Regions from separate parts of the Homo sapiens genome. Here region 2 is linked to region 1. Evidence: chromatin loops called from intact Hi-C (ENCODE). Cell type or tissue: chondrocyte. All regions are shown on one strand. Links, peaks and the distances in the headings refer to the core of each region. The heading gives the core; the rest is flanking DNA.

Region 1 (11,875 bases), core at 5,124-7,623:
AACTTTATTGCGGGATATAAAATAAGATTTGAATAAAGGGAGACATGTCATGAATGGAGAGACTCAAAATTCATCTCAACGCGCTCAAGAAAGAGTTGAGATAAAATCAGAGAACTTGGCTACTGATCATTGCAGGTGGGAAAATCAGGGCACCTTTGGACGCTTGGGACCCAGCATCCCTCGGGGGAGGCCAGTCCCCCAGGTCTGTTTTGTGACCCTTGGCTGCACATTCTCCCAGATAGGAGCTACAAACCAGGGCCCTGCGTCAGACCCTTGGGGATGGGGGAGGTCTAGAAAAACCCACGGAGGAAGAATAATGGTACCAGAGGGAACTTTAACTCCTAGAATCAGGGACCGGGAAAACCTGAAGTTCAGGAAAGCTGCTAATGAAGTGAGATGGAAGCCACGTGCCTTGCCAGGAGCTTACTAACGTAATGTGGCACCCGCCAGCCTATTCTGCAGACATAATGGAAGAGAGTGTTTCCACTGCTCATTCCACAGGCAAGCCACAGATCCTGGCCACTCCTTGCCTTGGAGGCAGTACAGACACATTCATAGGGTTTGGCTCCTTTCCCTTGAGTTCTGCACCTTAAACTAAAGAAGTCAGTCACGCGAGGCTGGCTTGCTGGAACCGGCTAGAAAATGCAGCCCTGCCTGCCGCAGGGATCTCCTCCGGTATGGCCACACATATGAGTTCTGGCAATGCCCATTAGTGATATGGCCGATAGTTTCTTCTGTCTTGCTTCCAGGAACCTTTTCTTGGTTTGAAGCCACCGAACCAGAAGAGAGAATTTTTACCACTTTGAGGACTTCTTGTGACGAATCCAATGGGAATTCCATAATATTCAGAAACAAAACATTTTGAGGGCCAACAAATTATTAAGCCCTTTGCTAGGTCTTAGAGATACAAAGATAAAGAAGACTGGAGTTTTCTTTTTATTATCTACCAGACTGAAGGCCACTGCCTGGGGACTTGATCTAAGAGAAGAAATATCAGGAGACCTGGGTTTGGCTCCTGGCTCTGCCAGGTGATCATGGAGCAGTCACGTATTATCCCTGAGCTTCCGTTTCCTCATCTACTTAATTAGTGATGGGTCTACAGGGCCTTGCTGGGGTCCACTTCTGACATTCTGTGTTGGTGAGTATGGAAAAATTGTGAGTAACTGAAAGACTTTTGTTTCTGTATTCTCAGAAAAGCGTGGACACCTGATTTTTTTCCTTTTATTCTTTTTGTTTTTCTTTTTTGAGACTATCGTAAAACTGCAGCCATTTATTATTTATTTATTTATTTATTTATTTATTTATTTATTTATTTTTTGAGATGGAGTCTTGCTCTGTCACCCAGGCTGGAGTGCCACGGTGTGGTCTCAGCTCAGTGCAACCTCCATCTCCCGGGTTCAAGCGATTCTCCTGCTTCAGCATCCTGAGTAGCTGGGGCTGGAGGCACTCACCACCACACCCCACTAATTTTTGTATTTTTAGTAGAGATGGGGTTTCGCCATGTTGGCCAGGCTGGTCTCGAACTCCTGACTTCAGGTGATCCGCCCACCTGGGCCTCCCAAAGTGCTGGGATTACAGGCGTGAGCCACTGTGCCTTGCCTGTTCTTTTATTTTTATTTGCTATTATTATGTAATAGCTGATATATGCAAAATAATGTGAGTATCACACAGTTAAGGGATGAGGCATAGTAATAACAGGAAGAACACCTGTGAGTCGTCCTTAAACTAGAACATGATCAATATCATTGCTGTAGCTGGTGGGCTCCTTTCCTATGCCATCCCCTGCAAGTCCCTAGAAGTAACCAGCTTTCCGAATTTTATTTCTATAAAGCCCTGGTTAAAATAATAATTTAGCACATATGTAGATAACCTTAAGAAACATATTATTTGATTGTGTCCACTTTATCAGAATGGTATTATGCTACATGCAGTCTTCTTTTCATTTGCTTTTTTTCCACTCAGTATTTTGTTTCTAAGATTCATCCATGTTGCATGTAGTTCATTATTTTCACTACTGTCTCTAGCATTTTATTGTGTGAGTAGTTATAAATAATTGTTTATTCTTTCTCTGAACACTTTGGACACTTGGGTTGTTTCTGGTTGTTATTTTGATATTGCTGTGAACATTCCCATACGTAAATCACATGCAAGAATTTCTCTAGGGTTATACTTAGAAGTACAACCACATGAATTTGTGCACGTGTGCGAGGGTTTCTCTAGGGTAGGATTGCTAGGCTATAAGGTATATGAATATATTTAACTTATTTTTTCTGAGGGGTTATACCAATTTAGACTCCTGCCAAGAGTGAATAAAGATTCCAGTTGAATCATACTCTTTCCAAGTTCTTTTTCTTTTTTTTTTTGTTTTTTTTGAGACAGGGTGTGGCTCTATCGCCCAGGCTGGAGCACAGTGGCATGATCTCAGCTCACTGCAACCTCTGTGCGGGCATTTGTTCTGCAGACCCTCACCCAACAACGGATGAGTAATGTACACTGACACAGATACTCTGCCTGTCAGTCCAGCTAAGGGTCTGGGCCCCTCACAGACACCAAGGAAGGTTCTGTAAAGAGTAGCAGCCATGGCTCCATTCAGTCAGCGAAGCTCACATTTATTCAGTATAGATTAGATGACAAAGGTCTTGAGTAAAAACCACTAGAGGGTAATTGACATTGCTGACCTCCTGAGTAGAGAGCAATCATGCATCTGTGGTTGACCAAATGTTGGTCTTAGGACCACATGAATAAACAAGCTATTTAGATAAACTACTCTACATTCCTATGTATCCATGCCCTGAGCTTTTAAGAGAATTCTGCCTTCAGCCAAACACTTTATGCAGACCTCCAGGCCTTCCAAGAGGGTTTGCGTTTATTTCCCATAATTTTACAATTTCTCCCACCATCCTGACTGAACCCCCACACCTCTGCATCCCAGGTTCAAGCCATCCTCCCACCTCAGTCTCCCAAGTAGCTGGGACTACAGGTGTGCACCACCACACCCAACTAGTTTTTTGTATTTTTTGTAGAAATGTGGTTTCGTCATATTGCCCAGGCTGGTGTCGAATTCATGAGCTCAAAGCGATCTACTTGCCTTGACCTCACAAAGTGCTGAGATTACAGGCCTGAGCCACTGCGCCCAGCCCAAGTTTTTGACAATATCAGCCTTATTAATTTGTGCCAATCCAGTGGGTAAAAAGTAAAGTCCCACTGGTATCTTAGTGTCTCTGCGATTACTAATGAGGTTGTGTATTCTTTTATATATTTATGGGCTATTCATATTTTCTGCTCTGTGAACTGTGTATTTATTAACTTATTTATTGAACTTTGAAAAGATTTTAAAAAATACATCATCTTTATGTAGATTATATTGGTTATATATATTGCAAATATCTTCTCCTACATTGTTGCTTTTCTGATCACTTTCTTCATGGGGTCTACTGTTAAACAGAAGTTCTTAATTTGAATGTAGCCAAATTTATTATTTTTCTTTCATAGTTTTGTGTTTTCTTTAAGAAACCTTCACCTCTCTGATGTTCTAAAGATATTCTCCCATGTTGCCTTCAAAAGTTTTAGAGTTTTGCCTTGTGTATTTAAATCTTAAATCTGCTAGCATTTGATTCTTCTGCATGGTGCAAAGCAGGGATTAGTCACAGTATTTTCCCCCCCATGTAGGTAACCAGTGGCCTTGCACTATTTATTGAAGAGTTCATTGTTTCCTTGTCATCCGCAGTGCCTTCTCTTCCATCCTCAAGTACCCACCCTTCTCTCTTTCTCTCTGTCTCTGTTTCTCTAGTCTGTTCCATTGGGCAATTTGTCTATTTCTGTGCCAGTACAGCACTGTCTTTGTTATTTTAGCTTTGGAATAAGTCTTGATATTCCTTTTCAGGAGTGCTTTATTTACTCTTAGGTCTTTGTTCCTCCATATAATTTGAGAACTAGGCCGGGTGCAGTGGCTCACACCTGTAATCCCAGCACTTTGGGAGGCTCTGGTGGGAGAACTGGTTGAGCCCAGGAGCTCGAGACCAGCCTGGGCAATGTGGCAAGATAGACATAGACACGTCGTTATAAGACCATGTGTAAATATAACAAACATGAAACACTGGGGGAAGTTAGGGAAAGTATTAGATAAGGTAACATGTATGAAGATCCTCAATGAACAAAGATTCTGTATTCTGGCTTCAGATGTAAAAACCCTGTCTGTCCCATTTTGTCAAACCCCTTAGGGCCGAAAGTAACTACCAAGGGTACCCTCATTGAAACCCAAGGGGGGTTCAGTGATTCCACAGTTGGATCAGTTTGCCCTGGACCTATAAATCTAAACCAGCGTGCCCATCTATTTTTCTTTTGTATTCAAACATGGACATCAGCTCACAGCATCTCTTCTAGTATTCTGTTCACCTACATCCAGAATGTTTTGTAGATCTGTGTTGTCTTTCTCTGATAGACCTAATTAGAATCTCCTCAGTTTTTCATGAAGCCAATTCTACCAATTTTGCAAGCTCAATTTTCAATAGCTTTGCCTTCATGGTTTTATTCAATTCTGTACCAAATGTTTTGGGTCATACTTCAATAATGAATGAGTGCCTGTTATGGTGCTAGACACTTCATGGTGTGTGTTTTGGTGCTAGACGCTTTTAGAGAATACAGAGTCAAGGCATTTTGAGTTAGGTTGGCCTGGGTTCAAGTCTTGACTCTGCCGTATAAGCTGGGTGACTTTGGGTCAACCATTTAGTATTTTTTAAATAATTTTTATTTTTATTTCAATAGTTGGGGTACAGTTTTTGGTTACATGGATAAGTTCTTTAGTGGTGATTTCTGAGATTTTGATGCACCTGTCACCCAAGGAGTGTACGCTGTACTCAATATGTAGTCTTTTATCCCTCACGCCCCTACCACCCTTCCCCCAGAATCCCCAAAGTCCATTATATTGTTCTTATGCCTTTGCATCCTCATAGTGTAACTCCCACTTATGAGAATATATTATATTTGGTTTTCCATTCCTGAGTTACTTCACTTAGAATAATGACCTCCAGCTCCTTCCAAGTTGCTGCAAAAGGCATTATTTTGTTCCTTTTTATGGCTGAGTAGTATTCCATGTTGTATATATACCACATTTTCTTTAACCACTTGTTGATTGATGGGCACTTAGGTTGGTTCCATATCTTTGCAATTGTGAATTGTGCTGCCATAAACACATATGTGCATGTGTCTTTTTCATATAATGACTTCTTTTCCTTTGGGTAGATACCCAGTAGTGGGATTGCTAGATCGAATGGTACTTCTACTTTTAGTTCTTTAAGGAATCTCCATACTGTTTTCCGTAGTGGTTGTGGTAATTTACATTGCCACTAGCAGTGTAAAAGTGTTCCCTTTACACCACATTCATGCCAACATCTGTTGTTTTTCGACTTCTTAATTATGGACATTCTTGCAGGAGTAAGGTGATGTTGAACATTTTTTTTTCATATGTTTGTTGGCTGTTCATGTATATTTTTTGAGAATTGCCTATTCATGTTCTTTGCCCACTTTTTGATGGGATTATTTGTTTTTTTCTTGCTGATTTGTTTGAGTTCCTTATAGATTCCGGATATTTGTCCTTCACTGGATGCATAGTTTGCGACTATTTTCTCCCAGTCTATGGGTTGTCTGTTTAGTCTTTTGATTATGTGCTTCTTCATGTGTAACATGGGATGATAATTCTGGGTTGTAGGTGACATTACATAAGGGGTCTTGCACACATACTCTTTTAATCAAAGGAAAAACAAAAAATGTTAGTTCCAGAAATTAGAACAGAGGAAGACATCTTGCTTCTGAGATGATTATTTTTTTCTTAGAGGAGCATATGAAGTAGTGGAAGCTCAGACATTCACAGAGAACATGTGCTGGGAAAAAAACACATGCCAACGTAGTCCAAAGACTCGCATGTTCACTCTATTCTTATTCAGAAAGGACTTAAGATATCACTTAAAAATAAATCAAGACAACAAAGCGGATGAAAAAGCAAAGCAAAATCAAGGATGGGACATACGGTGAAGGGGGAAGGGGAAAGTGTGCAAATGCCCCCAGGGAGGCTGCTCCCTACACTTGCTTTATGGGGCCTCACATTCGATGCTGAGCTTTCCAGTGGCCACCACCAACAGTCATAGAGACAACTATGGATACCTGCAGTGAATGCCAAATACAGGAGAATAATCAGTGGAGGGAGGCTGGGGAGGGAAGCCTCCTTGAAAATGATGAGATTCGAGCCAGGTTTTGAAGGGTGTAAGAGCTATGTATTCCAGACAGAGGGAGCCACCCAAGCAAAATACGCAGAAGGAGAGTCAAGAGGTGGTCCTGGCATACAGGGATCCTTTGGGATAGTCTGGAGGAAGAGAAGATGACTGAGGCCTCTAATGCCAGACTTTACGCTTTCCTCAAAAGGAGCTGGTGAGTCACAGGAGAAAATGACCTGATGGGAGTGGTATTTGGAGGAAATTATCCTGGCACCACACAGCTATAATTTTCCCCTTTGCAAGTTAAAATTCATCACGGACATTTAGCAAAACGCTGTCACGCATGTCTCTCCTAATGTGGTCCACATCTGGCTCTGCCACTGGCAAATAGAGTATTTAGAAAATCTGTGCAGCATTAGTACCTAATAACCCTTTTTTAAACATAGTGAAGGAAATCGCAAACTTAGGAATGGCACATATCCTTCCAGATTAATTTAGTCCAGGTTCCCTATGTGACTTAAGAAATCCCTAGTTGCAGCTGCATCTAGTAGTCTGGACAACGGCGTGAGTGTTGAAATCCAGGGAGGTTGAGATTAATCTTAGAAATAAGAGTAAACTTAGTGATGCTCACTTTCAGTTTGCTTTCCTTGGATGTATAAAGTTTTGAGAGTTTAAAATGGCTTTAGACTTAAAAGCATTCTGCCTAAAATAATTACAGCACAACCAGCAGGGGTTTCTTTTCTAAAAGAAAGTTTTATTTGTGTAGGACGTGGACATCATGATCAGTTCAAATATTTGTATTTCAAAATTTAGGCTTGAATTTTGGCTGCATTGAGTCTTCCTTTGATGTATTTTGAGGGGCTAAAGAGCTCCTTCAGTTCCTAGAAAAACGAGGTTTGATCATTCCTCAGGGTCAGAAGCTGGCAGAAGGTAGGGACACCAAGTACTGAAGGGGCTAAGCATGTGGGGGCAGGAAAATATTTAAGGGAACATGCACTTTCTCAGCTCAAGACGCATCTCTCTTTTATAAGACTGTACATAATTTCTTCTTGACTTGAGTTAGTTTTAATCCATGTACGGTCTGTTCTCTGGAACAGCTGTTACAAGACTATGCTCCTTTCTCCCTTGGAAAAACCATGTCCTTGATAAATATTGATGGGGAAGTGGGGAGGGCAAGGCCTTATTGCATTGACTGTCATGTGTTCACTTAAATAATCCAAGCGACTGTTTTTTTGGGGGGCCATTCCCAATGGACTCTTGTGAAGCAAGTTAGATTCATTGAAAGAGGTGTTGCAAGATGAACAACAAACTCACTCCCTGGTTTGTGCCTGACTCTCCTCTGGGAGGATGATTACATTTGCAAGTAGGACAGCCACTGGAGAGAGTCCTGGTGAGAAGATCTAGATTTTGAATTCTTCTGTGCTTTGGTAAATTGTCCAAGTTGGGCTGCTCATTGTGAACCTGGGTGACTTCTTTTCTCTGTAGGAAAGTGCAAGTCAAATCTAGGTGAGATAAGAAAGTACAGAGTTTTGTAGTAATTCATTTTTTCTTAATGAAATTCAATCATTCACTTATTTGTTTATTTATTTTTATTTATTTATTTTTTCAATTTGAGAGCAGGTACTGTTTATTAACCAAACAGCTTAGAAAAATAATCATGGTAGACACCTTAGTTCATTCTTTTAATAAGTCTGTTGATCTGGTCCTCCCTGTTGCCAGGATCTCCACCTTCTACAAAGTGGGTGGCCTTTTCTTCTTTCCACCTCATGCAGAAGATAATTTGAAGGGCCACAGGAAGTTATTTGCTTCTTTGAAGCATTTTCCAACAGTATAGATCTCATGAATCAGATCCTCCATGCAGACGATGCCATATTTACCAAGAGATTGAGCAATCGAAGTGTTATCTGTCAAAGAAAGCAATTCGCTTCTTACTGATTTTGCCATAAGCACGCTTGTAGATTAGTTCATTTACTGACTTCAGATTTGGGTACTCCCATGCAATATATGGCTCTACAACCCTCAGCATGTTAATTGAAACTTTGTTGAGTTTCACAAAGGTTCCATTGAAGATTTGACGAAGGCGAAGAAGCTGCAACACCTTTCGGACCTTTGGCCTCACACCATTGATACCTCTGATCCTGATGACAAATGCCAATTTGGGTTCTTCAGGTACATAGAAGTTGCCAGCTTTTCTTGCCATCCTCGCCATTCATATTTCAGTTCTGTACATCTGCCTTTATTCCCTGTGATAGTGCTTTGCTTCTTCATAGATAAGCTTCCTCCTTGCCTTTCAAAGCATCTTTTAGGCAAACTTCTTTCAAAGGCACTTGATCTTCAGCTCTGAGAAATTCCTTCCCTTTTTCTTAAGGGTTTCTGGCATAACAGGAACCTTCTTCTTCTTCTCTTCTACATCCTCCATGGTTCCAGCTGGAAAAAGAGTTCATTCACTTATTTAACAAGTATTTATTGAGAGCCTTCTATGTGCTAGCTGCTGTGCTTGGTGGTAGGAATACTGAGAGCTATATTGACAAACACAATAAATCATAGCCCATAAACAATTGGTGTGACATCTGGCAGAGTAACAGCTCTCCAAGTATGTACCAAATGACACCCATTCCATGAAATTCTCTTGTCCCCACTGGAGAGAGAAAGAGAAAAAGGAAGAAAGAATAAAGGAAGAAGGAAAGAAAGGAAAAGCAGGGAGAATTACTTTTTCTCCAATTAGGGAAACACTGTACTCTCTGTTTTCATTGTATCATAGAATAATAAATGCTTTGGTATGTTCTTCTATAAATAATTGTGCTAGTTTTGTTTAATTTAATAGAATTCTACCTACGAATATTTTGAGAACTAGTTTTCTGTGAAACATTCTTTGAGGAAACTCAGTAGAAATTAGTGTCAAAAACTATCAGGATGGCAAAGCTGCCTTGCCATAGTTGTTGGTGGTCAAGTGTTGCTGCCACTGAGTGAAATCCACCACGGAGCTGCTAAGCCTGTCCTCTGTGGCTGCCAAACACACTTCATGCAGTGCATGGGGCTCCCTGCTGTGCACCTTCCCTGTGAGAAATGGGTCGTCCCGGCTACTCACCCACCTGTTCCAATTCATTTACTTTCATAATCCTGACTTCAAATTTACTTCATTGGTAGCATTTTCTGAAGTGCCATCATTAGAATAAAGGAACATTTTATTATTTAATTTTCTTATGACAGTAGCAAAGCATGCTTATCATAGAAACACTATAAAGTGATAGAAACTAGTAAGAGGAAATAAAAGCCCATCCAGAAATAACTACTGTTCATGTCTTGGTGAGCTTCCTCTCAATGTTCTCTCCCTACCTCTATTCTCTCTCTCTTTCTCTCTCTCTCTCTCTCACATACACACATCAAAAATGAAATCATTTGAACTTTTTCCCTTAATACTATATTGTGACAGGGGCTGTCTTAGTTTTCACTATACTTGCAGTGCCTCATGCAGACAGTGACACTCTGTAACTGCCCAGTGAAGATTTGGTGAGAGGATGACCAGTTCTAAGGCCTCTGCTAGCTCTGAAACTATTTGATCTTTATCATTCTTTTTGTAAAATCATTCTTTTATTCTGTGAATCTTACATGTGGCAATTTACCGTGTTGATTTTTAAGGGATTATTAGATTTTATTTTTTAGAACAGTTTTAGATTTACCAAAAAATTGAGCTCATAGTACAGAACCTCCTCTCCCCACGTGTTCTACTATATCCCTGTTATTAACACCGTGTATTAGTGTGGAACATTTGCTGCAGTTAATGAAAAAATACTGATACAGTATTAGTAACTAAAGTTCATAGTTTACATTGAAGTCCATCTTTGTGTTGTATAGTTCTATTGGTTTAGACAAATGTATAATGTCATATATCCATCATTACAGTATCATAGAGAAGAGATTTATTGCCCTAAAAATCCCCCGTGCTTCACCGATTCATCTCTCTTCCCCTTCCGTCTCCCAACCTCTGGCAACCACTGACTTTTTTTTTTTTTTTTTTTTTTTTTACTATCTCCATAGTTTTGCCATTCCAGAATGCCATCTAGATGGAATGATACAGTATGTAACCTTTTAAGACTGGCTTCTTTCACTTAGCAATATGCATTTAAGGTTTCTTCATACCTTTTTATAGCTTCATAGCTCATTTCTTTTTATGAAAAAATCATTCCATGTATGGCTATACCACTACTTTTTATTATTATTATTATTATTTTGAGATGGAGTTTCGCTCTTGTTGCCCAGGCTGGGGTGCAATGGCGCCACCTTGGGTCACCGCAACTGCCGCCTCCTGGGTTCAAGCGATTCTCCTGCCTCAGCCTCCCGAGTAGCTGGGATTACAGGTATGCACCACCACACCCGGTTTATTTTTGTATTTTTAGTAAAGACGGGGTTTCTGCATGTTGGCCAGGCTAGTCTTGAACTCCCAACCTCAAGTGATCCTCCTGCCTCGGCCTCCCAAAGTGCTGGGATGCGTGAGCCACCACGCCCAACCACTACTACCTTTTAATTCGTTCACCTATTGAAGGCCATCCAGTTTTTGGTGATTGTGATTTTACTTATTGCAAAAACTGCTATAAACATTTGTAAGTTTTTGTGGGGACATAAATTTTAAAACCAACTGGGCAAAAACCTAGGAGCATGATTGCTGGAACGTATGATAAGGTTGTGTTTAGCTTTGGAAAAAACTGCCAAATGGTCTTCCAAAGCGGTTGTACAATTTTGCATTCCCACTAGCAAGAAACAAGAATTTCTGTTTTTCTGTGTTTTAACCGGCATTTGGTACTGTCAGTATTTTTTGTATTTTAGCCTTTCTAATAGGTGTGTAGTGTCTCACTGTTGTTTTAATTTGCAACTTCCCTAATGACACATGATACTGAGCATCTTTTCATGTGCTTCTGTATGGTTTTTTTTTTTTAAGTTGGGTATTGATTCAGGTCTTTGCTCCTTCCTTCCTTTCTTCCTTCCTTCCTTCCTTCCTTCCTTCCTTCCTTCCTTCCTACCTTCCTTCTCCCTCCCTCCCTCCTTCTTCTCCCTCCTTCTCCTCTCTCCATCTCCTTCCTTCCTTCCTTCTTCCTTCTTTCTTCTTTCTTTTACTTATGGATGTTCAATTTTTCCAACATCATTTGTTGAAAAGACTATTCTTTATTGACTGAATTGCCTTTGTTCCTTTGTCAAGGATTAGTTAACTATATTTGTGTGGGTCTATTTCTGGACTCTATTCTGTTCTAATCTATTTGCCTATACTTTCTCCAATATCAAGACATTTTGATTACTGGAGCTTGAAGTTGGGTAGTGTCAGTCCTCTTACCTTATTCTTCTTCTGTATTCTGTGGCTAATTCATAAAATAATAAATGGGTCTTTTGCCTTTCCATATAAACTTCTGCTTTTCCATATAAACTTTAGGAGCAGTTTGTTGATAGCAACACAATATGTTGCTGGGATTTTGATTTGGAGTACATTGAATCCATAAATTAAGTTGAAAATAATCAATGTTTTAACAATATTAACTCCTCCTGTTTATGAACATAGAATATCTCTAATATTTAAATACCAAATTTACAGATAAATATTTTGTAAATTTTTATACGTGTAAATTTGGATATTTATAGATGATTAAATATCATTTATTTTGATCTTTTAAAATTTA
Region 2 (11,875 bases), core at 5,439-7,938, 87 kb after region 1:
GACAGCAGGGATTTTGGTCTGCTTGGTCACTGTTGTATCTCCAGGGCTTATAAAAGTCCTGATCTACGGTACAGTTGATTCTCATTATTTGTAATATAAGTTATGCTCTATAAAGTCACTGCAAACAATGAATTAGCAAATATTGAACCACTGCTCCTAAGGGAAATGCAGGTTTAGGTTCCAGTGAGCCTCTAGTTACATTTTTGCCAACTGATCAATAGATAACCTTACTTTATGTGTGTTTCTGATTAAAGATGCCTTACTTAATATATATTGTTGATTCATCAGCACTGAGCTCACAGCCAACAGCACTTTAACTCATGCCTGAGCAAGGTGTATCTAACACATGTATTTTCTCTGTAAGGCACATCACAGCCTTATTGTTTTTAGGAATACTAGACTTGAGGGTCATTTTTAGAGAGTGAAATTGCTAACAAAACCACAAAAGTTTGAAAAATAAGGCACTAGGTTGACCACAGAAGGTCACTTGTTTACAGTATGAGAATGGAAACAAGAGGGCAGAGTATTGCCTTGTTCACCTTCGTCTGTTGACGTGCACATAAGGTAACTCAATATTTTGCCACTTGGTGCATGCCTACAAATGCCTGCAAAAACTCTGAATACTGATTTGGGGGTTACAAATAAATTTTAGTCAGTAGGCAAATTTACAAATGCAAAAATCTTCAAATAGTGGGGATCAGCTGTATATTCTCAACATCTACTTATTGAGAATGTAAACTTGATTCTCTGATACTGACACACACGTGGCCTCTGGAAATCTTGAAGTTAAACATCTGCAGGGCATCTACCTAGTGTAATTTGGATAGTTCCTTAGAGCTGCATGTCTTAATGTCTTCTTCCACTTTTTCCTTATCTTGGTTTGAAAGGCTAGGAAAGGATTCACTCCTTTGGGCTTCAAAACATCCTTGTTATATTGAACATGTGTTATAAATAATCAGGACTGGAAACACAGAAGTCAGGGTGAGCTGAGGAGGGGAGAAGAGCAGATAGCACTTCCTCATCTGTGCATTAACACATGATGAGTGGCAAATTGTATTTTCCAAAGATGGCCAGTGTCTCCTATCGTCTGTGCTCTTCTACGTTGTGACCTTAGTTCCCCCTCATCAAGACGTGGAGTCCACTTGAATCTGAGTGGGCTTGTAATTGTTCAAACAGTAGAGTAGGGAAAGTGATACTGCTTGACTTCTGAGGCTCAATCATAAAAAGTGACGCAGCTTCCTCTTAGTTTTCTAGAACACTAGTTCTTGGAGCCTTGAGTCTGAATACCTAGGCCACCATGTTGTGAAAACACCAACCCATGTATAGAGGCCATGGGTAGGTAATGAGTCACCTATCCTCGTCTTTGAGTCCTATTAGCATAGGAACCAGACCTGTGAGGAAGGGAGCCTTGAGATGATATTTGCTCCCGGCCATCAAGTAACCATTGGCCTTTGCTTCTTTCCAGCTAAGGTCCAAGACATTGTGGAACAGAGACAAGCCATTTCTACTGTGTCCTTATTGAATACCTGGCCCACAGTATCCCTGACCATAACAAAATGGTAAGGGTTTAAGTGGTAAAGTCGTTACATGTTTTGAAGGTGGTTAATTCTACGGTAAGTGACCAGACAAATGGTTCTAAATTCACTTGTGTTGCTAGTGTCATAAGACAAAATTACAACAAATTTGGTTTAAAGATCTTAATTGCTGCCTGTGTTTTTGAGGTCTTAGCCATAAAATCTTTGCCTAGATCAATGTCCTGAAGCATTTCTCCTGTGTTTTCCTCTAGTAGTGTTATAGTTTCAGATCTTACATTTACGTCTTTAATCCATGTTGTGTTGATTTTTGTATATGGTGAGAAATAGGGATCCAATTTCATTCTTCCGGATATGGATATCCAGTTTTTCCAACACCGTATATTGAAGAGAGTATTTTTTCCCCAGTGTATGTTCTTGGCACCTTTGTTGAAAATAGTTTGCTATAAATACGTGGATTTATTTCTGGGTTCTCTATTCTGTTTCACTGGTCTATATGTCTTTTTATACTAAATATCATGCCATTTTGGTTACTATATGTAACCAAATATAGTATATTTTGAAGTCAGATTGTGTAATGCCTACCACTTTGTTCTTTCTACTCAGTATTGCTTGGCTATTTGGGGTGTTTTGTAGTTCCATATAAACTTCAGGATTATTTTTCTATTTCTGTGAAGAATGTTATTGGTATTTTGATAAGAGATTGAATCTGTAGATTACTTTGGGTAGTATGGTCATTTTAACAATATTAATTCTTCCAATTCATGAGCATGGAACGTCTATTTGTTTGTGTCTTCTTCAATTTCTTTCATCGGAAAGAATTTATTAAATTTGATTAAATTTATTCCTAGACAATTAATTTTTTATAGCTATTTTAAATGGGATTACTTTCTTGATTTCTTCTTCAGCAAGTTAATTATTGGTATATAGAAATGCTATTGATTATGTATGTTGATTTTGTATTCTGCAACCTTGTTAAATTCATTTATCAGTATAGCCATTATAGAAAACACTATGGAAGTTTCTCAAAAAATTAAAAATAGAACTACCATGTGATCCAGAAATCCCACTGCTGGGTATTTATCCAAAGGAAAAAAAATCAATATATCAAAGGGAGACCTGCACTCCCATGTTTATTGCAGCACTATTCACAATAGCCAAGATACAGTATCAATCTAAGTGTCCATCAACAGATGAATGGATAAAGCAAATGTGATACACACACACACACACACACACACACACACACACAATGGAATACTATTAAGCCGTAAAAAAGAATGAAATTCTATCATTTGCAGGAACATGTATGGAATTGAAGGGCATCTTGTTAAGTAAAATCAGCCAGGCACCGAAAGACAAATATTGCATATTCTTACTCATATGTGGGAGCTAAAAAGATGGATCTCATGGAGGTAGAGAAAAGAATGGTAGCTACTAGAGGCTATGAAGGGTGTGTGGGATGAAGAGAGGTTGGTTAATAGGTACAGACATATAGTTAGACGGAATAAGCGCTAGTATTCAGCCTCAAAGTAGGGTGACTATAGTTAACAAAAACATATTGAGTATCTCAAAATAGCCAGAAGAGAAAATTTGAAATGTTCCTAGCTCAAAGAAATGATACATGTTCAAGGCGATGGATATCCTAAATACCCTGATTTGATCATTACACATTCTATGGCTGTGTCAAGATATCACAGATACCCCATAAATATGTGTAATTATTATGTATCAAAAACTTTATATAAAAAACATTAATTTGCTGTATTTTTGATTCTACAATTGGGCAGCACTTTATTCCATAAAATAGAATGAGTGTTCTGATGAGCCAAGAAGAGGAGGTTGGTTTTACAGACAGAAAAGGGCTGTGGAAAGCAGAAAAAAACAAACAAAAAAAATGTGGATTGGTCATTTCAAAGTTTCTTTTCATGTAAAGGTTAAAGCAGAGGGGACTTTCTTGTCCTGCTGGCACTGGATCTAGGTCAGTGTTGGAGACGATGTCTGGGACTCAGGGCCTTCGCAGATCACAGAGGCTGGTCTTGCACAACCTCTAAGAGGCCAGGCCAGGCCATGGCTTACCTAAGAGCTCAGCCCAGGGAAGCCCTAGGTCCTTTCCTGGCATCTTAGAGGGAACCATGTCTTACTGGCTCAGGCTAGACTTGCACATTAATCCACTGAGTTGACTTTGGATCTTACAGGCTCAAAGGGTGGTCTTTGGGAGCAGGAAGTGATCAGGACCCTGGTCAGATTCATATATCTGCAACTGAGCCCACTCAAAGAAATAAATAGAAAAATTACATATTTTTGGTTATTTGCCTTAATGTCACAGATTACCATTAGGCCAAAGATCTTCTGAGGTATATGCGTACAAGGTGATTTTTTAGTGTTTTTTTTTTTAAATTCTCTCTTTTTCTATAAATTTTAATGATGACTTGAGTATAAAACAAGATGATCCACTCTGCAGCACCAAAGGTGGGCAAGAGAAGAGATCAGAATCTGGTATGAGACTGAAAATCACTGTGGCAACCAGCTTCAGTGGGGCAGCTGGGGTTGGCTCTGAAGAAAGTCTGTTCCATTTGTATAGCAGACAGGAGCCCATGGGGTTCCCATCAGCTAGCACTGGGAGTGGACTTCAGAGGCTGCACGGGCTGCTGTTGGACTGGTCTAGGGGACGGGGGAGGAGGGAAGATGCCTGTGAGGCAAGGCAGAAGGGCTTCTAGACCTCAGACTGAGGGTCAGGGAAGACCTATCTTCCTAAAGGTGTTGGGGAATAGTTAGGCTAGCAGATCAGAACAGGTCAAAAGAATAAGCACTATGGTAGAGGCTATTGTGGGTTTGGGGAAGGGGAGAGAGAATAAAGGGAGGAGAGATCTGCAGCTTGTGTGCCTACACTGTTTCTCAGAAGCCTAGGCCTGGGAGCTGGTTAGCAGCAAGAACACACAATAGGGAAAGCCCCGTAATTGTCCTGGCTCCTGGCACTGGGAGACTGACTTAGTTCTCATGGCGAGGAGCTCTCTGAGAGTATCACCCGGGCAGAAATGTAAGGAGCACACCTGGTTTTGGCCAGTCATTGCCATGTTTGCAATAACATGGCTGTGGGCCAATATCATTAGGCAACTTTGTGACTTGGTCATTGAGCAATGATCGAGGTCCTATTTGAAAGCTAAGGTCAAGCTTATGAAGCAATGCCAGCTTGTAACATCGTGCAGGTTTATTTAACACAGATGAAACCAAGACATATCTTTACCATCCAGGAGTAAATTATCCCAGGCACAGGGAAAGATGAAGTAGGAATGTTTCTTTTGGTGTCTTCCATGTCTAGTTTCAGAGACCCCATTCAGCTCCCATCTCACTCTGTATCTCACCCCTGGCCTGTGCTCTATTCTCTCAGGGCCACGATCCTTCCTTTAGTCTTCCTCCATCTCTCCATCCCTCTTTCCTTCCTTCTTTCCTCAAATATATTTTTTGAAACAGTACTCAGGATTTTATTTGTTTATGTTTTAATTTCAACTTTTATCATAGATTAAAGGGTACACATGCAGGTTTATTACATGGGTAAATTGCATCACCCTGAGGCTTGGGATCCCAATGATCCCATCACCCAGGGAATAAGTATAGGACGCAACAGGTGGCACTCCAGCCCATGCCCCCTGCTCCCTTCCTTCCCCATCTAGTGATCCCCAGTGCCTATTGTTCCCATCTTCGTGATCATGTGTCTTCAACGTTTAGGCCCCACTTACAAGTGATAACATGCAATATTTTGTTTTAGGTTCTTACATTAGGTCATTTATGGAGGTCATAATGCCTTCCACCTCCATCCATGTTGCGAAAGGACATGATTTCATTCTTTTTTATGGCTGCATAGTATTCCATGGTGTATTTGTACCTCATTTTCTCTCTCCAATCCACTGTTGATGGGCTCTTAGGTTGATTCCATGTCCTTGCTATTGTGAATGGTGCTGCAGTGAACATAGGAGCATATGTGTCTTTAAGATAGGATGAATTACTTTCCTTTGGGTATATACTCAGTAGTGGGATTGCTGGGTCTAATGGTTGTTCTATTTTGAGTTCCTTGAGAAATCTCCAAACTGTCTTCCACAGTGGCTCAACTAGTTTGTGTTTCCATTAAGAGCATATAAGCTTTCCCCTTTCCTCTGCAGCCTCACCAGCAACTCTTATTTTCTGTCTTTTTAATAATAGCCATTCTGACTGGTGTGAGATGTTATCTCATTGTGGTTTTGATTTGTATTTCTCGAAATTATGGAATGCTGCATAAATTTGTGTGTCATCCTTGTGAAGGGGCCGTGCTAATGTTCTCTGTATTGTTCCAGTTTTAGTACATGTACTGCCGAAGCGAGCACTTGAATATTTTTTGAGCACCCGGTATGTGCCAAGGGTAGAGCAGAAAGTCTCTTCTCCCATGGGTCTTATATTCTAGTCAGGCGAGACTTACTACAAACAAACATAGAGCCATTGAACATATCAGGTGGTAAAAGGTGCCACGAAGGAAAATGAAATAGGGGAAAGGTACACTCAGCATGTCCAGGAAAGACTGGTCTGACAGGATGCTCTCTGAGGAGAGCCTTGGAAGCAGTGAAGGGGAAGCCAGATGGGTATGTGGGGGCGAAAACAAGGGGGGCCCAAGGCCTCAGGTGGGAGCCATTCTCGAATCAGCAGGGAGGCCTGTGTGGCCTCACTGCTGAGTCAGACAGAGAGGAGGTGGGAAGAGATGAGGTCAGAGGGAACTGAGGGTCAGATGGTATGGTAAGAGCTGGCTGTATCTGACTCAGCTTCAGGAATTTGCCTTCCCAGGGTCAGTTTTCTTAGTGGCTTCTTAATTACTGAAGATACATCAAAACTAAAATGAATGAATCTGAAGTGTCCTTTCAATTTTGGGGGAGAAATACTTGAACAAGGGGCACCTCCCTTCAAACCCCACAGGTATCTGCTTTTGAAAGCTTTGCTTCCCTTCTCCTCTCTAAAAGTTGTTTCCAGGCTGAGGAGCTGCGGGGGTGGCGGGAGAAGGGGGACTTCCTGAAGCAGGAACAGAAAACACCAGACTGTTCTCTGGCAATAAGCCTCCTCCCACCCAGCAGACATCTCAGTGGGGGGAGGTGAGGCAGGAGGTGGGTGACGCGTCGCGTGTGGCCTGGCCCCACTGTCCCTGCCCTCCTCACAACGGGCCTCAGCTTCTTGTGGCTTAAAACCTCTCAGGTGTCAACCAGTTCTTTTTCCTGAAGCAAGGGCAAGCTTTGGGATTCTGTAAGCCTTGAAAAAAATGTGCTCACAGACTTGTGGTAATCTCATGGCTCTCACTTGCTTTTCTGGCACTCTTTCACTTTACATCTGTGGGGTTGAATCACCAAAAAATGTTCAGCTGAGTTTGCATGTCAAAATAAATTAATGACCATTTTGTTTTTCTACTGAGAATGGGGAACCCAAGGGGTCAAGTGGCATTTTAAAAAGTATGCATTTGACCTGTGGAACAAGAGACAGCCTTTAGTTCTAAACAGGAAAGTCAGTGGTAGTATTTAGTCAAAAGAGGGATAGAGCTCATGCTTTCTTTTCTTCCTCTTTCTTTTTTAAAGGACCAAATTCTTGACTGAAAGTTGTATTTTTGTGAGGAATGAAGGCCTTTTTATAAGGAACGATCAATCTCTCCCAGCACTTTTCTTTCTTACTAAAAAAAAAAAAAAAAAAAAAAAAAATCTAAGAACTTCTATTACTAAAAAACTACCTAAGAACTTCTGTTCTTTCTCCTTGTATGTGTCTGTCTGAGATACCGAAATTCACCCAAGAAACAAAGTATCACATGAGCATCAGCAATAGATAAAAATGACTAAAACCAATAAAGCCAACTTACTGAAGAGATTCTGCCCTGTGTTCCAGATGGGCACGTACTTGGCCTTACTTGCCCGGTGATGTATTTCTACCCCTGACATCTGCCTTTTCTACTACACATAATTTCTGCATCATCCCTTGATTCATCCCTTACTTGAGTTTTTAAACCCCAGACTATTTACTGGATTTTCACCTTTATAAGCTATCACCATCTCTGTAGAAATTTCTGACATCAACTCATTTCTGGTCACCAGTCATCGCTTCAGAGTTGGTCTTAATAATCACCCTCACCTTCCCAGGGTTACTCTTTTCAATACAGCGCCCAATAATATCCCGCTCTTACACATGCTGATCCTATGCCACCAAGATAACTATATCCCAACCCAGCCAGGGGCTAGACAATACAGTATGGAATCCCTTGAAAATGAAAGTGCTTGTGCTAGACGTGAAGCATTAATCAGGTGAAGATCCAGGATTTGTGATGCTCTTGATGACAGAATCATTCTGATTCCTTCTCATGGCTTACAGGAGGGAAGGACAAAGTGAGTCACCAGTCCCAACAGTAGATACTTTTTGATGATGGTTTGTACTTCATCTTCCAGGGACCAAAAGATCAGTTTTAATATTCCAGTTTAATTTTGAAGGCAGAAGCAAAAAATTCTTCTGAGAATCCTAAGTGCAAAGAACCAACTGACTCTGTTTCTGTGTTACTTGATTTTCTTGCTGCCTTAGCAGCCCCTTTAGCATCTTCCTCTGCTTAGGCCATTTGTTAGAAAGGTAGAGTGAGAGCTAAGCATGAGTATAAGAAAGATTCATGGAAGAGTACTTTTTATTCATTATTCACTGATTCAGTAAATATTTATTAAACATCTACACTATGATTGATACTAGAAATATGAGTGTGCCAAAACAGACACAATTCTTGATTTCATGACAGTTATAATTCAGTAGGGGTGTCATACCTGAATGAAAGAATCACGGAAATAGATGTGAAATTACAAATGTTATAGGGACTACAAATGAGAGGTACACTGTGCCACTGTGAGCATAAGTGTGAGATTGACTGGCCAAGGAATTCAGGGAAGGCTTCCCCCAAGAAAAGGACAATTGATTTCAGGTTTGGAGGAGGTGATGAGGAGAGAAAAGAGCAGTTAATACAGATGGAATAGCACAGGCAAAGACCAGAGGCAGATACACTCCAGGAAATCCAGAACAGTATATAGGACCAAGACAACAGAGAGGGATAGGAGAGAGCAAGGAAAGCATGGTAACATGAGTCAGGTAGGGATCAGCCCATGTTAATGATTTTTGTTTTCATCCAAAAAGCAATGGACAACAATTTAGCCTTCTTTAAAACTGTGTGTGTGTATGTGTGTGTGTGTGCATGTAGAGAGAGAGAGACAAATACAGAGAGAGAATGAATTAGATTTGCATTATTAGATTTGCATTTCTAAAATGTAATGCTGGCAATGATTTGGAGAATGGATTATAGCAGGGAAAGATTAGAGGTGCACAATAAATTTGGAGCTATTTCATAATGCAAGTGAGAGGTGGTGGGAGCTAAAAACTGGATAGTGGCAGAGAGAGATGGCAATGGAGACAAGTGGAAGTATAAAATCAATAAAATTGCAAGATGGAATGTATATGGGGAATGAGGAAGGAAGAGGTGTCAAAGTGTCTGTATTTCAAACATGCATAATTGAAGTGATGGTGGTGTAATTCACTGAAATTTATATCACTAGAAGAAGTTTCCTATTTCATATTGTGGGTGTGTGTGTGTGTGTTTGCACATGCAGGCAGGCCAGAGAAATCACAATATTGGTTCTGGACATAGTGAGATAGATGTGTTATTGAAACAAACAAGTAGCAATTAGTCTGAAGTTAGTCAAAGAAGAGGTCTCATCTGAATTTATATGATTTTGAATCATCAGTGTGTAGGTGGTGATTGATTGAAGCATAGGGTGTAGATGAGACTGCCTAAAGAGAAAATATAGTGTGAGAAAAGATCAAATATAAGATTGAGCCATGAAGATCTATGACATTTAAAAATCAAGTAGAAGATAATGAGTGTTAAAGAAGGTGGACAGAATCCCAAAGAAGTAGTAGGAAAACCCAGAGATCATTGTGTCACAGGAGCCAAGAGAAGGGAGTTTCAAGAATTTACAATAACCAGCACACAATCAGAAATTACTAGATATGTGAAGTAGTAGCAAAATGTTACCTATGTCCAGGAAAAAAAATTAACAAAAAATAGAAACAGACCCAGAGATGTTGGAATTAATAGACGAAGACTTTAAAACAGCCATTATGCATATGTTTACAGGTTTAAATAAGATAAACCTAATGAGTAAACAAATGGATACTCTCAGTAGAGAAATGAAAATGATAATAATAATAAAATATCTCAAATAAAAAGTTCACTGGATGGGCTTAGCAGCACAGTGGACACTGAAAAAGAAAGGATCAGTGAACTTGAAGACAGAATAGTAGAAACTATCCAAACTGAAGCTAAGAGAAGAAAGGCTAGAGAGGTAGTCTCTGTTATCTGTGAAATGGTATTAAGGGTTCAAATATTAATGTAATTAAAGTCCCAGAAAAAGAGGAGAGAGAGATTTGAGAAAAAAAAAGAATAGAGATTGGAGATAAAAAAGTTTTGAAAAAATATGCAGTCAAAATTTTTTTCCAAATTTGATGAAAAATATCAACATGAAAATCCAAGAAGTTCAATGAACACCAAACAGGAATGGAAAATGATGGCAGCTGCTTGACTTCAAATCTCCCCATACAACTTTAAAAACCCTTAAAATAAATAGAGTGAAAATAGAAAATAACATTATGGCTTTAGCATTACTAAGAATTGGAGAATACTACAAGTTGTAAATGATCAGCAAGTAGAAAAATGCATCATATTCTAACAGCTACCTTTTGCCTTACTGCTTCAAGCCTATGGATATGGAAAGTGAAGTAGGGAAGTATTAAAGAATGGTATCAAAAATAGTAGAGGGCATTAAGGACTTACATAAGGTATGCACACTCTCAAAAGAAAGCCCAACTACGTTAAGAAATGCTCTACGCAATTTGGAACTTGGCAGTTCACACCACCAGCTGCAGGGAAAAGATTTGAAATGAGTGAGGCCCAGAAGTGGCAGCCCTGGAGAAGCACGGCTTCTTAGGGAGAATGAGATACAGAGAAGTGGTGGTATTCCTCGGTGAAATAGCAATGAAAGGAAAGAAAAAAGAAAAGATAAAATTAATGTTTCTAGGAAGAAAGACACAGTAGTCCCTTTCTTTTTCTTCCTAACTTCACCATCAACATCTTCCATAAAAGAAACTTCACAGAAAAGGGCAGAACTGAAAGGAAATGCTGATGTCACACGATGAACTCTCTCCACAGAATGAAGAGGTACAGAAAAACCGCAGTCATATCCAAATAAAACTGTCGTAAAAAGTGAACCAAGGTAATTCAGCTGAAGAAAATACTCCCTCACCTCAGGGGCAGGGTGTGGTGGGGGGAACAATGAGCTGAGGAAAACTGTAACATAATACTCCCACAAAAATTAATTTTCCTCAAAATAGAATTTGGAGATACGTAAAAAGCATCAGAAATATAAAACTGAATCAGAAATATAAAACTGAATCAGAAATATAAAACTGAATCAGAAATATAAAACTCAGCAACACAAATAGATCAAGAAAGAAGAAAAGGAAGAAATGAAATGATAGTCATTGAACATAGGAAGAATATCAAAGAAAATGGCAAAATCATACCAGAAATGTAGACAAAATTATGAGGCCCAAGGGAGAATAAATTTAAATGGAAATTTAACAAAAGACATTGAAGGAAAGCAGGAGAAAACAAGAGAGCAAAAAGGAGGTAAAGAAAAAAAGAAAAAAGGTCAGAGGAAAGTGATCGAAGTGGAAGACCAGCCAAGGATGTCCAACTGGAGTTCTTGAACGAGGAGAGCAAAACAATGGAATATAACTATTATTTAAAATTATAATCCAAGAAAACTTTCTGGAAATAAATCAGGAATTGAATCTACAAGTGAAAGGGTTCACTTGAAAAAGTTGACCTGGCATTATTATAAAAGTTGACCTGGCATTATTATATCAGAGCCATATCCTAGTAGAACTGCTAAGCTTTAAAGAGAAAGAAAAAAATCCATATGGCCTTTTGGAGGAAACATAAAATAGCTTGAAAGGAGAAGAGGATTTGGCTGACATTGGATTTCTCAACAACAACATATAAAGCAAGACGTGAGTGAAGCAGCTCTTTGAGAAGCTTGAGAAAATGCAAGTCAAGAACTTTATATCTAGCCAAGCTGTTCTTCAAATGTTAACAATATAGAAAAGCAGTTTTGAAGACGAAAGAACACAAGAATACTGTGCCCACGTGTCCTTTCTGACGAATCCACTGCAGAATTAAGTGTACTTTATTCAACTAAGAGCTGACTGCAGACACTTCAGCAGGAGGATTGAAGGTGGGCTTCTACATATTTCAT

Evidence for each region. Hi-C counts contacts between places; a loop is a spot of excess contacts. Peaks named below come from ENCODE experiments on the same cell type or tissue, not always from the same donor. Only the 100,000 strongest peaks of a DNase experiment are listed, where the experiment ranks them.
Region 2: a loop joins it to region 1, with 4 times the contacts of the local background. A loop is called at or near these places in 3 of 110 quality-filtered maps.

The regions. Positions count from the first base shown.
Region 1 is chr2:38,228,321-38,240,195 of GRCh38, reverse strand. LOC102723739 (a long non-coding RNA gene) reads left to right here and starts at 606. Exons shown (of 4, transcript XR_007086289.1): 1 at 606-1,138. It also overlaps the pseudogene RPL7P12. In chondrocyte, for the core only: a CTCF peak has its summit at 6,263; no DNase peak of the experiment used is centred there.
Region 2 is chr2:38,141,433-38,153,307 of GRCh38, reverse strand. The region is part of intron 2 of CYP1B1-AS1 (CYP1B1 antisense RNA 1); the gene reads right to left. It overlaps LOC107985871 (a long non-coding RNA gene), which reads left to right and starts at 3,142. Exons shown (of 4, transcript XR_007086290.1): 1 at 3,142-6,473. It also overlaps the pseudogene RNU6-951P. RefSeq lists enhancers at 6,047-6,136, 6,167-6,346, 5,547-6,355, 6,427-6,526, 6,557-6,606 and 1 more. In chondrocyte, for the core only: no CTCF peak of the experiment used is centred there; a DNase peak (open chromatin) is centred at 6,637.